Regions from separate parts of the Homo sapiens genome. Here region 2 is linked to region 1. Evidence: chromatin contacts called from ENCODE Hi-C or POLR2A ChIA-PET data. All regions are on one chromosome and are shown on one strand. The core of a region is the stretch at or near the end of the contact, and the rest is flanking DNA. Distances in the headings are between cores, read along the strand shown.

Region 1 (6,210 bases), core at 1,323-3,822:
TTAATTTCAAGCAGTTACATAACTTAATTGATAAGTCAATCTAAATCATACCTGCATGGCAACAGAACTAGGGTTAGAAAGTGAAAAATATTGTTAAGTAACCATATACTTCTCTTAGATTTGATCTGGCAGCAGACATTTCTGTATTCTGAGATAAAATAGCTGTGGTAAACAGATTGTGTGAAGGCATGCATTTGCATCCAGGCCTACAGGACCAATATTAAGAGAAAGGGAACAATTAATTTGTCTCAGTGGGGTAGTAAAGAGACACAGCCTTCAGAGTACTATGGGAGGTTATATTTCAACTTCTTACAGTTAGTTTGTAAATCTAACTGTAAGACTGGCATTGTTATTAATGAAAGTTTCAGCTAAGAATGAATTAGATCTAAGTTACACTTTATCAGTATTTATTCTTCCTGCTACCTATTAAGGGCACCTGAACTGCTAGGCTTACATAAAAATGTCCCATTTCCTGTTGCTAGCTGTGCTTTCCTTTGATAAACTCATTACAAATTGCATGTAATTACTGTATTGTGAAGAAGGGAGTGGCAATAAATTAGGCACAGAATTTTTGAATAAAACTAGGCAGCTAGAAAGACTGTTTCTAAATAACAAAAAATTTGATATGACCAAGTAGGTTAAAATTACCATTACATATTTGATTGGTACAAAATTAATTGTGGTTTTTACAATTACTTTTTAACATTTTGCCGCTACTTTTACTATTTTGCCATTACTTTTAATATGGCCCATTTTTAATGGCAAAATCTGCAATTAATTTTGCACCAACCTAATATTATCGTATATGGAATTTTCTGTATATAAAGCAAAGGGAAAAAAAAGGAGGCATATAGACCTTAGCTTATGTACTTTATGATTATAAATGATTACATTTATCTAGTGACCATAATGCTTTATGAAAGATGAAAACATTCTTCTGGGGGAAAAAAAAAAAACTAATTAACATCCTTGCTTGCAGAGATTGGTAGACCTGTTTCTTCTATTTTAGATTTCAGCAGGACACCTCTATCGTTGGATGAAAAATGCTGACTTGCATGTTCTGGGAATCTGGGCTCACCCCGAGGCTAATAGCACAGTGCCCTGGCTGTGTGCCCAACGTTTGTGGCAGGGAGTTACCCCTGAGTGCTTTTTTTAACTTACACTAAAGTTTTGACTTAGAAAGCAATATTAGCTAGTGCTTCACAGGAAACTGGGCTTTCCCTCTGTAACACTCAAAGTCAAATCCTATTTCTTGGTCTGATATAATCTCCATAATCATAAAGATCTTTGTTGGAGAAGTTAAGCAGGGAAGACTACATGTAGGATTCTCCTAATCTTGGGGAACCCAAGTTTTGTGCCCCTTTCAATTGGGATGCTGGAGCGGAGTTGGGTCATGGAGATTAATCTTTAGAGGTGTGTGTTCATAGAGGAGAAACCATTGAGAACAAGGAAAAAGGAAAAGTGGAGAAGCACAGCTCTTGTTTGACCTTGGAGGCTTTTTACATGGAATTAAAATTCAGAAACTGGCTGAGGTTACAAGGAGTAATTGTGGCAATTGCCTCATCCCTACTGTCAGCACATGGCAAAGTTTGCTATGGACAGAATTGCAGGGAGTTCTTTCAAAACAGTTCAAAATATTGTCAAGATTTTCTTCAATTTCTCATCAACCTTTAAGAGCTCATTGAAGACATTAGATATTTTGTGCCCAACTCAATGTTGCAGAGAATTTCAGGGCAAGAGAAATAGAAATGAAGTTGAAATATACCCATGTAGTTTCCTTCAGCGATACTATCTGGTATATAAGAAAACTTACAAACATTTTTTAAGAGGCCTCAGGCATTACAATTATAAGTTTTTTTCTTCTCTTCAGACTTTTATTCTAATAAGTTGTTAGCCAATCAAACAAGCAAAGGTGTTTTAAAATACTTCAGTTTATAGCAATAATGATTTTTAAGTTTGAGAAATAGAAAAGAATCAAATCAGTATCTTAATTAGCAAAACCTAGTTGATGAGAGAGATGTGCTTTGTTTGCTATGCATGAGATTGCTTGAAAAATGTGATTTAGCTCCAACAGAGCCTCCCTACTATAGGATTTTTTTTTTTTTTTTTTTTTTTTTTTTAGAAAATCAATACATCTTTCTGTCAAAATTTGGTTAGGGCAAAATTTGACTAAAATTGTGCCAAATAAATAAGATTTTTTTCTTATCTGAGATTGATACATCTCTATTTCTTATGTATAATTTTTTATCTCAGGCCAATGAGCCCAAAGTTTCTTGGCTCTTGTTATATCTTTGAACCTGTGACCTTTCAACTGGCTAGCAATGGGCATGAAAAGGAGAATAATTGTTGCTGAAACAAAATAGGCTTTTTTTTTTTTTTGAGGAAAAAGAAGAAAGAGAAAGAGACAAAGGAAAAGGAGAAAGACAAGAGAGGAAGAAGCAGGAGGAAAACAGTGGAGAGAAGAAGAAAAAAGAGAAAAAATAAATTACAGCTATCTGGGCTTCCATGGGAGTGCCAACTCTGACAGCTGAGACATCTCTGACTTGGCTCTTTCACCTCTTGTGCAAGGGAAGAACAGCACTATTTTTAAAGGAGGTCATTAGTGAGTCATGTTTAAGCTCAATGCTTAGCCATCATCGCCATTTGGGTGCTTGTTGGGAAGGTCCTAAATTGAGCGGCCTTTGGGCACAGATCTCTGTGCACTTTGTTTGCCACTTGCTGGCTAGCTGATCTGGAGACTAGTTGAATTTTGCAGTTTTTCTGTTTTATTTTCCTGACAAAGCAGTCGTTCCATTAAGAAAAAAGCACTCAGCTATTAATTTCTGCTAACTCCTAACCTGGTCAATGAATTATAAGAATGTGCAGTTTTATGTCTATTTTAGGGCATGGATGTGGGGGTGGTGAAAAGTCTTCTTGGCTTGGAGCTCTCTCTATTTGTCTCGCTCTTTCTAGTTCTTTTTTGTTCATCCTTTTCCTGACAGGCTGCTTGATGCTTACAGAATGATGCAAGATTGTAACAGATTCAGACTAGATGAGGAAGAGAAAGAGCTTAGTAAAAGCCCACTTCTTAATAGTTGAATTTTTTTTTCTTCAAAAAAAAAGTCCTATCAACCAAAAAAAAGCTCAGGACCAGACAGATTCATAGCCAAATTCTGCCAGAGGTACAAAGAGGAGCTGGTACCATCACTTCTGAAACTCTTCCAAACAACAGAAAAAGAGGGACTTCTCCCTAACTCATTTTATGAGGCCAGCATCATCCTGATACCAAAACCTGGCAGAGACACAACAACAACAAAAAAGAAAATTTCAGGCCAATATCCCTGATGAACATCGATGTGAAAATCCTCAATAAAATACTGGCAACCTGAATCCAGCAGCACATCAAAAACCTTATCCACCATGATCAAGTGAGCTTCATCCCTGGGATGCAAGGGTGGTTCAACATATGCAAATCAATAAACATAATACAACACATAAACAGAACCAATGGCAAAAACCACATGATTATCTCAATAGATGCAGAAAAGGCCTTCAGTAAAATTCAACACCCCTTCATGCTAAAACCTCTCAATAAACTAGGTATTGATAGAACGTATTTCAAAATAATAAGAGCTATCTATGACAAACCCACAGCCACTATCATACTGAATGGGCAAAACCTGGAAGCATTCCCTTTGAAAACTGGCACAAGACAAGGATGCCCTCTCTCACCACTCCTATTCAACATAGTATTGGAAGTTCTGGCCAGGGCAGTCAGGCAAGAGAAAGAAATAAAGGGTATTTGAATAGGAAGAGAGGAAGTCAATTTGTCTCTGTTTGCAGATGACATGATTGTATATTTAGAAAACCCCAACGTTTCATCTCCTTAAGCTGATAAGCAACTTCAGCAAAGTCTCTGGATACAAAATCAATGTGCAAAAATCACAAGTCTTCCTATACAGCAATAATAGACAATCAGAGAGCCAAATCATGAGTGAACTCCCATTCACAATTGCTACAAAGAGAATAAAATACCTAGAAATACAGCTTACAAGGGATGTGAAGGACCTCTTCAAGGAGAACTCCACTGCTCAAGGAAATAAGAGAGGACACAAACAAATGGAAAAGCATTCCATGCTCATGGATAGGAAGAATCAATATCATTTAAATGGCCATACTGCCCAAAGTAATTTATAGATTCAATGCTATCCCCATCAAGCTACCATTGACTTTCATCACAGAATTAGAAAAAGCTACTGTAAATTTCATATGGAACTAAAAAAGAGCCTGTGTAGCCAAGACAATCCTAAGCAGAAAGAACAAAGCTGGAGGCATCACACTACCTGATTTCAAACTATAGTACAAGGCTACAGTAACAAAAACAGCATGGTACTGGTACCAAATTAGATATATATATATATACCAGTGGAACAGAACAGAGGCCTCAGAAATAATACCACATATCTACAACCATCTGATCTTTGACAAACCTGACCAAAACAAGCAATGGGGAAACGACTCCCTACTTAATAAATGGTGTTGGGAAAACTGGCTAGCCATACGCAGAAAACTGAAACTGGACCACTTCCTTATACCTTATACAAAAATTAACTCAAGATGGATTAAAGACTTCAGCATAAGACCTAAAACCATAAAAACCCTAGAAGAAAACCTAGGCAATACCATTCAGGACATAGGCATGGGCAAAGACTTCATGACTAAAACACTAAAAGCAATGGCAACAAAAGCCAAAATTGACAAATGGGATCTGATTAAACTGAAAAGCTTCTGCACAGCAAAAGAAACTATCAGAGTGAACAGGCAACCTAGAGAATGGGAAAAATAACTGCAATCTATCCATCTGACAAAGGGCTAATATCCAGAATCTACAAAGAACTTTAACAAATTTACAAGAAAAAAACAGCCCCATCAAAAAGTGGGCAAAGGATATGAACAGACACCTCTTAAAGAAAACATTTATGTGGCCAATAAACATATGAAAAAAAGCTCATCATCACTTGTCATTAGAGAAATGCAAATCAAAGCCACAATGAGATACCATCTCATGCCAGTTAGAATGGTGATCATTAAAAAGTCAGGGAACAACAGATGCTAGAGAGGATGTGAAGAAATAGGAACCCTTTTACACTTTTGTTGGGAGTATAAATTAGTTCAACCATTGTGGAAAAAAGTGTGGCGATTCCTCAAGGATCTAGAACTAGAAATGTCATTTGACCTAGCAATCCCATTACTGGTTATATATCCAAAGGATTATAAATCATGCTACTAGAAAGACACATGTACATGTATGTTTATTGCAGCAGTATTCACAACAGCAGAGTTGGAACGAACCCAAATGCCCATCAATGATAGACTGGATAAAGAAAATGTGGCACATATACACCATGGAATACTATGCAGCCATAAAAAAGGATGAGTTCATGTTCTTTGCAGGGACATGGATGAAGTTGGAAACCACCATTCTCAGCAAACTAACACAGGAACAGAAAACCAAACACCACATGTTCTCACTCATAAGTGGGAGTTGAACAATGAGAACACATGGACACAGGGAGGGGAACATCACACACCAGGGCCTGTCAGGGGGTGGGGAGCTAAAGGAGGGATAGCAGTAGGAGGCATACCTAATGCAGATGACGGGTTGATGGGTACAGCAAACCGTCATGGCACGTGTATTCCTATGTAATGAACTTGCACTTTCTGCACATGTATCCCAGAACTTAAAGTATATATTAAAAAAAAGTCTGAGTGTCTTAAGTATTAGTCATTGCTATTTGGATGGTTTCTTTTCCAGGGAAAATATTAAAACTGTCTTGTACCTCTCTATTCCTTTTCTTTCTCCCTAGGTTTTGGAAATCACTAGTGGGTAAAAAAGACCAATTTGCAACTAGGCTCTCATGCTCTGTTGAAAACTATGTCACAATATCACAATACTAGATGCTGGGCTCAAGACAGCAAACAGAAAGCAGTAAGTTACACATATAAATGACAAATATCTGATTCACTTCAATTAAGTAACTATTTTTTTTTAATCACAAGAACTGCTTTTTCCCGAATCTGTTGGATTGTCAGTGTATTAGAAGTGAGCATGTTCTAATTTATAATAGGAGAAGTTGGAGAGGATGAGCAAGAGGTTTGCCCCATTTCTGTAACCATCAGAGACAAAGCAGGAGGAGCCTCCAAAAATTAGAGCAGACCTTGCCCTAAAAT
Region 2 (6,061 bases), core at 2,107-4,606, 62 kb after region 1:
AGGCACAGGGCACTTGGACAATTTAGCAATAATCTATAATACAGATTTTTGAAAGAAGCGATTTGTTCAAATGCTGCTAAAACAGAAAGTGGCTCTTGAATACCAAAGTGGGTGCCAGAAACTGAGAAAAAATTCCTTAAACTAGGATCTTTAGTATAAGGAGAAGTGATTAGAATAATATCAATTTGGGGCACTGTGACATCTGAAACATAATGGAACAATTCCTAATTGTTATTGAGGAAGAAAGCAAGACCTATTAAGGCAAACCAACCAACTTTCATTGCACAGGGACATAATTTCGGAGATGCTATATTTGATTCCATGTTTGATAGGGTCTGGCATATCTCTTCCCAAGTGTGCTCTGGAAATCCTATTTCAGTCCTTCTTTTAGGGGAAGAAGTCATTACATCAGCCTTGTAAAGTACACTGGCATGCAAAGTAAAATCTGTTACTAGGGTGAAAAGTTGGTACATTCTGTTTTTTTGAGGGGAGGTGAGCTCTCACGTGCCCCCAACATGCACAGTTCACTAAAAATCTGTAGCTCACCAATCTCCTATTGTATGCATTTGTTATTTAGTCTTCAGCTCTCCTACATTTTCTTTGTTTCTTTATCTATTAAACTTTTAAAAATTGTTCCCTGCCTCTTTTCCATTCTGATTTTAAAAATTCTGATTAATATACAATTGCATCTGTATTGGCAGACCATGTAGATACAGCATTTGTAAATTGCAAGCTATGGAGTACACTGAATACCATATTAAGGAGTTAGTGAAAATGAAAAGAACTTTAAACCCTAGCCTTTTAGATAGATTTCTGCTTTTAAAGATTATCTCTGGATTGCAAAAACAGACATGAATATTGATAGTGTAAACCTGACTAAAATATGACTCTAAAATATGAATGTCTGCCATTATAAAAGAATCTAATGATAAAACCTGAGGAAATAAACACTAAAAAAAAAAAAAAAAAAAAAAGGTTGTTTTCTCTTCCTTAAAAGTCCTGAAATTTAATTTTACCATTCTGTCACAGGATAAAACATCTGTCCTAATGGAAAAGTAACAAAAACCCATTTTCTGAAAAGCCCCACAGATAATTTTTCACATGAGTACATGGAAATATCTATTCCATTTTTGGATAACTATTCTTTCTTGATGTAAAACACTGGTGGTCAAAATATACAAATATCACATTTGCCTTCAATCATAAAACTCTGATAAGCACACAAATTGCAATACCATCATGCTAAATTAACTAATTCATTTATTAATCATTTTCTTTGAAAGCAGAGTGACATTCAGGCACTGGGAATGCTGAAATAAAAGATTGAATCCCTGCCTTCTGGGGTCTTACACTTCAGCAAAGAGGTCACACATCAATAATTAATATATGATGTCACAGATATAAATACAGAAATGAAGTAAAAAGAGACAATGAATCCAGACCAAAAGTTTCAAGAAAGGCTCCTAAGAAGAGGTGACATCTGAATGGAGTCTTTGAAGACCCTGTAACAATAGCCAGGCAAAGGTGCTCTAGGCAGGAAGAATGTTTTGTGCAAAAGCAGAGGTGGGTAAAACATGACTTCAGTTCTCTCAAATAGAATTAATCAATCTCTTTATACAGTAACTCAGCACGTTGTCTGTACTTCTGTTAGCATGAATAGAATGAATTTTTATTGCTTATCTTTCCTGGTGGACTGTAGCCTACTAGAAGCAGGCTGATACATCTTTGTACCTCCCATTTGTCTTGCACTTATAACTTGCCTGCTTAGTTTTGATGGAATGAGCCAATGAATGACAGTAAGATTTCACAAGAGTCACCTGTGAAACATACTTCACCAAAGCACCCATGGTAGCACTTATTAACAAACGGAGTTTACCAGGGATGGGGCAGAAGAAAGTCTTAGCTTTTCAAAGAATTTCATTCCTGAGACATTTTTGTGGTCATGTATTTAAAAAAAAAGGGTTGGGGGGGTGCTCTGAGAAATGTGCTCTCAGATGGCACAGCTGGAATGAGAGAAATGGGAACTGTTTTCCATTTTACATAGTTTCTGGAAAGGGCAATAAGAACAAAAAAAGCAACACTGTTGGTCAGCATTCTCAGTGCCTGAGTTGAAAGGTGCTATAAACAGAGAAAAGTCTCATAGGCCAACTCTATGCAGGCTATGTGCCAAGAATAGCTACAAAGTGGCAAGTTAAATCAGCCAGGGCTTGTGAGCTGTCTCAGGACTTGAGTCCCAACTTGCACTCGTGAAAGTTATGCTGCAAAGGGAGCTACCTTTCCCCAGCACTGCCTGGGGCCTTGGCAAGTCTAATGGAGAATGAGTTTGATTTCAAGCCCTGCTCCCTTCAGGCAACTTACAAAGAAAAGCTGTTAAGTCTGTGGAGCTGGGAATGTCTGGAAAGAGTGAAGACCCATCATTTAAAACTGATTTCTTTTTAAGGAAGTAGAGCAGAGAGCAGTGATTACTTCAACACCCATTCTCAGGGGAATTTCTGTAAGCCGGAATCAGCTAATGATGGTTAATAAAGGTAAATGTTCCCTGATTCTCAGGAAGTGATTCTTCATCCTGGGGCTTTTTGAAGACTCTGTCTTCACTTGAATTTTGGGTGGAATAAAGCCCTCCTGGATTTATCCTAATCTAATACTCAAAGTTGGTAGTTCACAGGAGTCTGTTTATTCTTCTAGAAAAGTATAACAGTGGATTAGCTACTGGCTTCTATCCCTTCAGCACAGCTCCCCCACACAAGAGCGTACCTTTAATGACTGATGCTGGTGTATCAAATTGTGTCCTCTCCTTCTAATAACAAAATAATGAAATACAGTAAAATGCCACTTTTTCTGACTTTTTTTTTCTTCTAGGACATGTATGTTTCTTACCTCATTCAGAGGCATGCTGGGAAATTTAACTAAATCTGAAAGAAAAACATTCTGTAAATCCTTAAGACTGGATTAGTAATAAGGAGTAATTTCTGATCTGGAATAAAATCCAGAATTCAGCTTGCTCACCCCAGACACAAAACACAATAAAAAGAATGGTTGTTACAGTTACTAAACGAAGGATCTTTTCACACTCAGCAAGGGTAAAGACTGTCTCTTCTGTATCTCTGTATTACCCAAGACATTGAGCATCCATCTTACTGATACAAAGGATGTCTAGTTTGAAAGTTTGCCTATGTACATTTGTTTACGCACTCAGGCATATACAGACTGCCAACTTTATTATTACCCAAGATTAAAAATAAAAAATAGACCTTGCTCTCAAGAGATTTCCTTTCCGTTAACTGCAATGCTAAGTGAGATGCATCAGTTTCATTTTTGCACGCTCCTTTGCTCCGTTTAGTACCGAAATAAAAACATGACGTAGCTTTTGGGGCCGGGGAGGAATCTCATTCTTGCAGGAAATAATTGCCAGGAATTTTAAAGAGTGTCATCATTTTCTCTGTGTCCAGTCCTGCCCAGTAACAGAGAACAGCTATTAAAAGTATCCAAATGCTGGCTGCAAGGAGAAGTTGAACTCTGAACCACTATAAACCCAATCAGATGCAGACATTCTTCCCATCCCATACCCCGGACTCCCAGTGAATCTTGAAGACCCTGGGGTTAGCCTTATCATTTATTCGTCTGTATAGTGATGGCCTGTGCTAATGCCCAAATGATCCTGACTTATTAAAGGTTCTTCCTGAAAAGACATGATTTTTATTAGTTCACCACAACTTATTCTCAAAAAAGCATTTATTCTTTATCAAGCCACAAATTTTACTTAATTAACTATTCTACTAGATTCCAAGACGATTTAGAAGCTATTGAGGTTGTAACAGGATAAGAGAACAACTAGTCCACTCTGTTAAAATAAAATAAAATCCAAAAACATTAAATGTTTTCCTTTTTGTTCTCTAATGAGAGGTAGAGGATGTGAAAGTGAAGATACAGTAAGGCTAGTGTTTCCAATGATTTCATGACTTCTCTTCCAGCTATGCTGGTGTCATAGTAAGAGCCTGATGCTATTATTATCTCTGATTATTTGATAAACCTGAAAAACAAGTTCAACAAATGGTAAAACATCTGGATCTTTGACAGACAATGGCTTATAAAAGAGAATAACGAACAGTTATTTGGAGAGTATTAAGACCCAGATGGTTCATCAGGGATCACTTTAAAGGTGTTTGTTAGATCCTCCCTCTCAAAGACACCTACACAAGAGTCATCAGCTGCCAATAGCACTGAGAAGATTTTCACATACCCAGCACTGTTTTTGTGACAACCCTTTCCAAAATTACGAAAGAAAACAAAAACAAAGGCAAAGCACAAAGAGGAAAAATGAACATTGCTTAATTTTTTCTTGCACCCAGTGCTTGAAACGCATCAAAGTCAGAGCTCCATGCTCTTTATCTCAGCTCACTGCAGCTGTCCTTTCTGCCAAAAGCAAAACAACTCATTCTCTAGAAGAATCTGAATGCCCACTATATCCTTGACAGCGTTCCTAACAATAGACGCCGAAGATAGAACACGGTTAGACTTTCATTGACAAGAAAGGCTGGAGAATAGAGAATTGTGATCAGGCAGAAGAAAAATAAAAACTGGAACAGTCAGTGGTCTGGCATATCTACTACCCCCCACCTTTTATTTTTCTGAAAAGCAAAGCTGTATTTTGGCAGAGTCCAGAAAAACTAGGCTTGTAATTGTTAATGTAGTTCTAGTGGTTTAGGAGAAGCAGTGGGCTTGGCCGTATTATGGAATGACTCTGCAAATATAGCTCAGACCCTAAGGAGGTTAATTTAAAAAACCTATTTCTTATCTGTATAAAGTCTTGCACACGAATTACATTGTTTCCATTTTCTCCAAAAGTGTGCTTTCTCTCTCTCTAGATATCTGTATCTATAGATATAGCTATCTATACCAATATATCTCTATAAGTTGTTTATATCTATATGCCAATATCTATAACATATTTCTCTCTATATATAAATATATAGAGACATCTCTGATCTCGCTATATATTTAGAGAAATGTTATAGATATTGACATATATATAGATCTCTCTATATAAATATATATAGATATATACATATATTTATGTATGATATATGATATATACATACACATATATTTATATAGAGAGATCTATATATCTATATATCTATATATAAATGTATATCTATAGATATATATCTATAGATATGTATGTATACATACATATCTAGCCAACAATATATATAGACAACAATATCTATAACATCTCTATTTATATATATGTTGTTATATATATTGTTATATATCTATATATAGATATTTTGTTATTACATTATATATATAAATTAAATTGAAAGCTTTTGGGGAAAAACATATATAAATATAAATATAAATATATATATACACACACACAATTTCTCATTTTTTGTTGCTTGGTCTTATTCTAAATTCCTAAGTGTAGTCTGCCACTCTAATCTCTTTTCCCATGAAGTTTGTCTTAGAAATGTCATCCGTGCAAACAACGGCTCACCAAGGACAAGTGCTGGTTTATGCAATTGAGCAGTAGAGGATGCTGTATCCACTTCTTCAAGAGGTAAAAGGAGCTGATTTCTGCACTCCCAGGGATGAGCAAGCTTCATATTCATCTGATGGTTATCTGAGCAGGCACTCTCATGCATTTTGATACTCTAGTTTTATAACCAGAGAATGTCAGAGTCAATAACATGATTATAAGCCTTATAAGTCATAGAATACAGCCTCTCACACAATCATCTTTGAAAAATGGTCAGCTGGACTCCAGGAACAGAGAGATGGCAGCATTGCTTCCTTCAAGAGACATTTATTAAGCTTCTGGTAGCAACTCTGTGAATTGGGTATTATTGTCCTCATTTTACAGATGAGGAAATAGAAACCTGAGAAGATCGCAGTTAGAGACAGACAAAGTGGGATTTTTAACCTAGGGCTGATTCCAAAGCCTTTATTTTTTGATCACTACAATATACATCTGACAGACGTTCTCTTTAACCCTTTCAAGACTATAAGATAAGGGTTCTTTGTAAGGACAGACCCATGCTTTCAGTAGTAAACACTG

Evidence for each region. Hi-C counts contacts between places; a loop is a spot of excess contacts on that map. ChIA-PET counts read pairs that join two places held with the same protein, here RNA polymerase II (POLR2A). Pooled maps may share reads with other maps.
Region 2: a loop to region 1 is called in a pooled map of right cardiac atrium, with 6 times the contacts of the local background. The contact joins two enhancer-like sites. A Hi-C loop is called at or near these places in 3 of 50 pooled maps. POLR2A ChIA-PET finds 5 or more read pairs at or near these places in 2 of 52 experiments (BJ and IMR-90).

The regions. Positions count from the first base shown.
Region 1 is chr2:40,217,784-40,223,993 of GRCh38, forward strand. The region is part of intron 2 of SLC8A1 (solute carrier family 8 member A1); the gene reads right to left. The region is part of intron 3 of SLC8A1-AS1 (SLC8A1 antisense RNA 1); the gene reads left to right. Among named protein-coding and RNA genes, the nearest start is that of SLC8A1, 230 kb to the right of the region's middle. Within about 2 kb of position 2,573, at least 4 of the 41 ENCODE cell types and tissues checked have a DNase peak (open chromatin) inside an H3K27ac peak, as active enhancers do.
Region 2 is chr2:40,279,300-40,285,360 of GRCh38, forward strand. All of the region lies in intron 2 of SLC8A1 (solute carrier family 8 member A1), which reads right to left. Among named protein-coding and RNA genes, the nearest start is that of SLC8A1, 170 kb to the right of the region's middle. Within about 2 kb of position 3,357, at least 11 of the 41 ENCODE cell types and tissues checked have a DNase peak (open chromatin) inside an H3K27ac peak, as active enhancers do.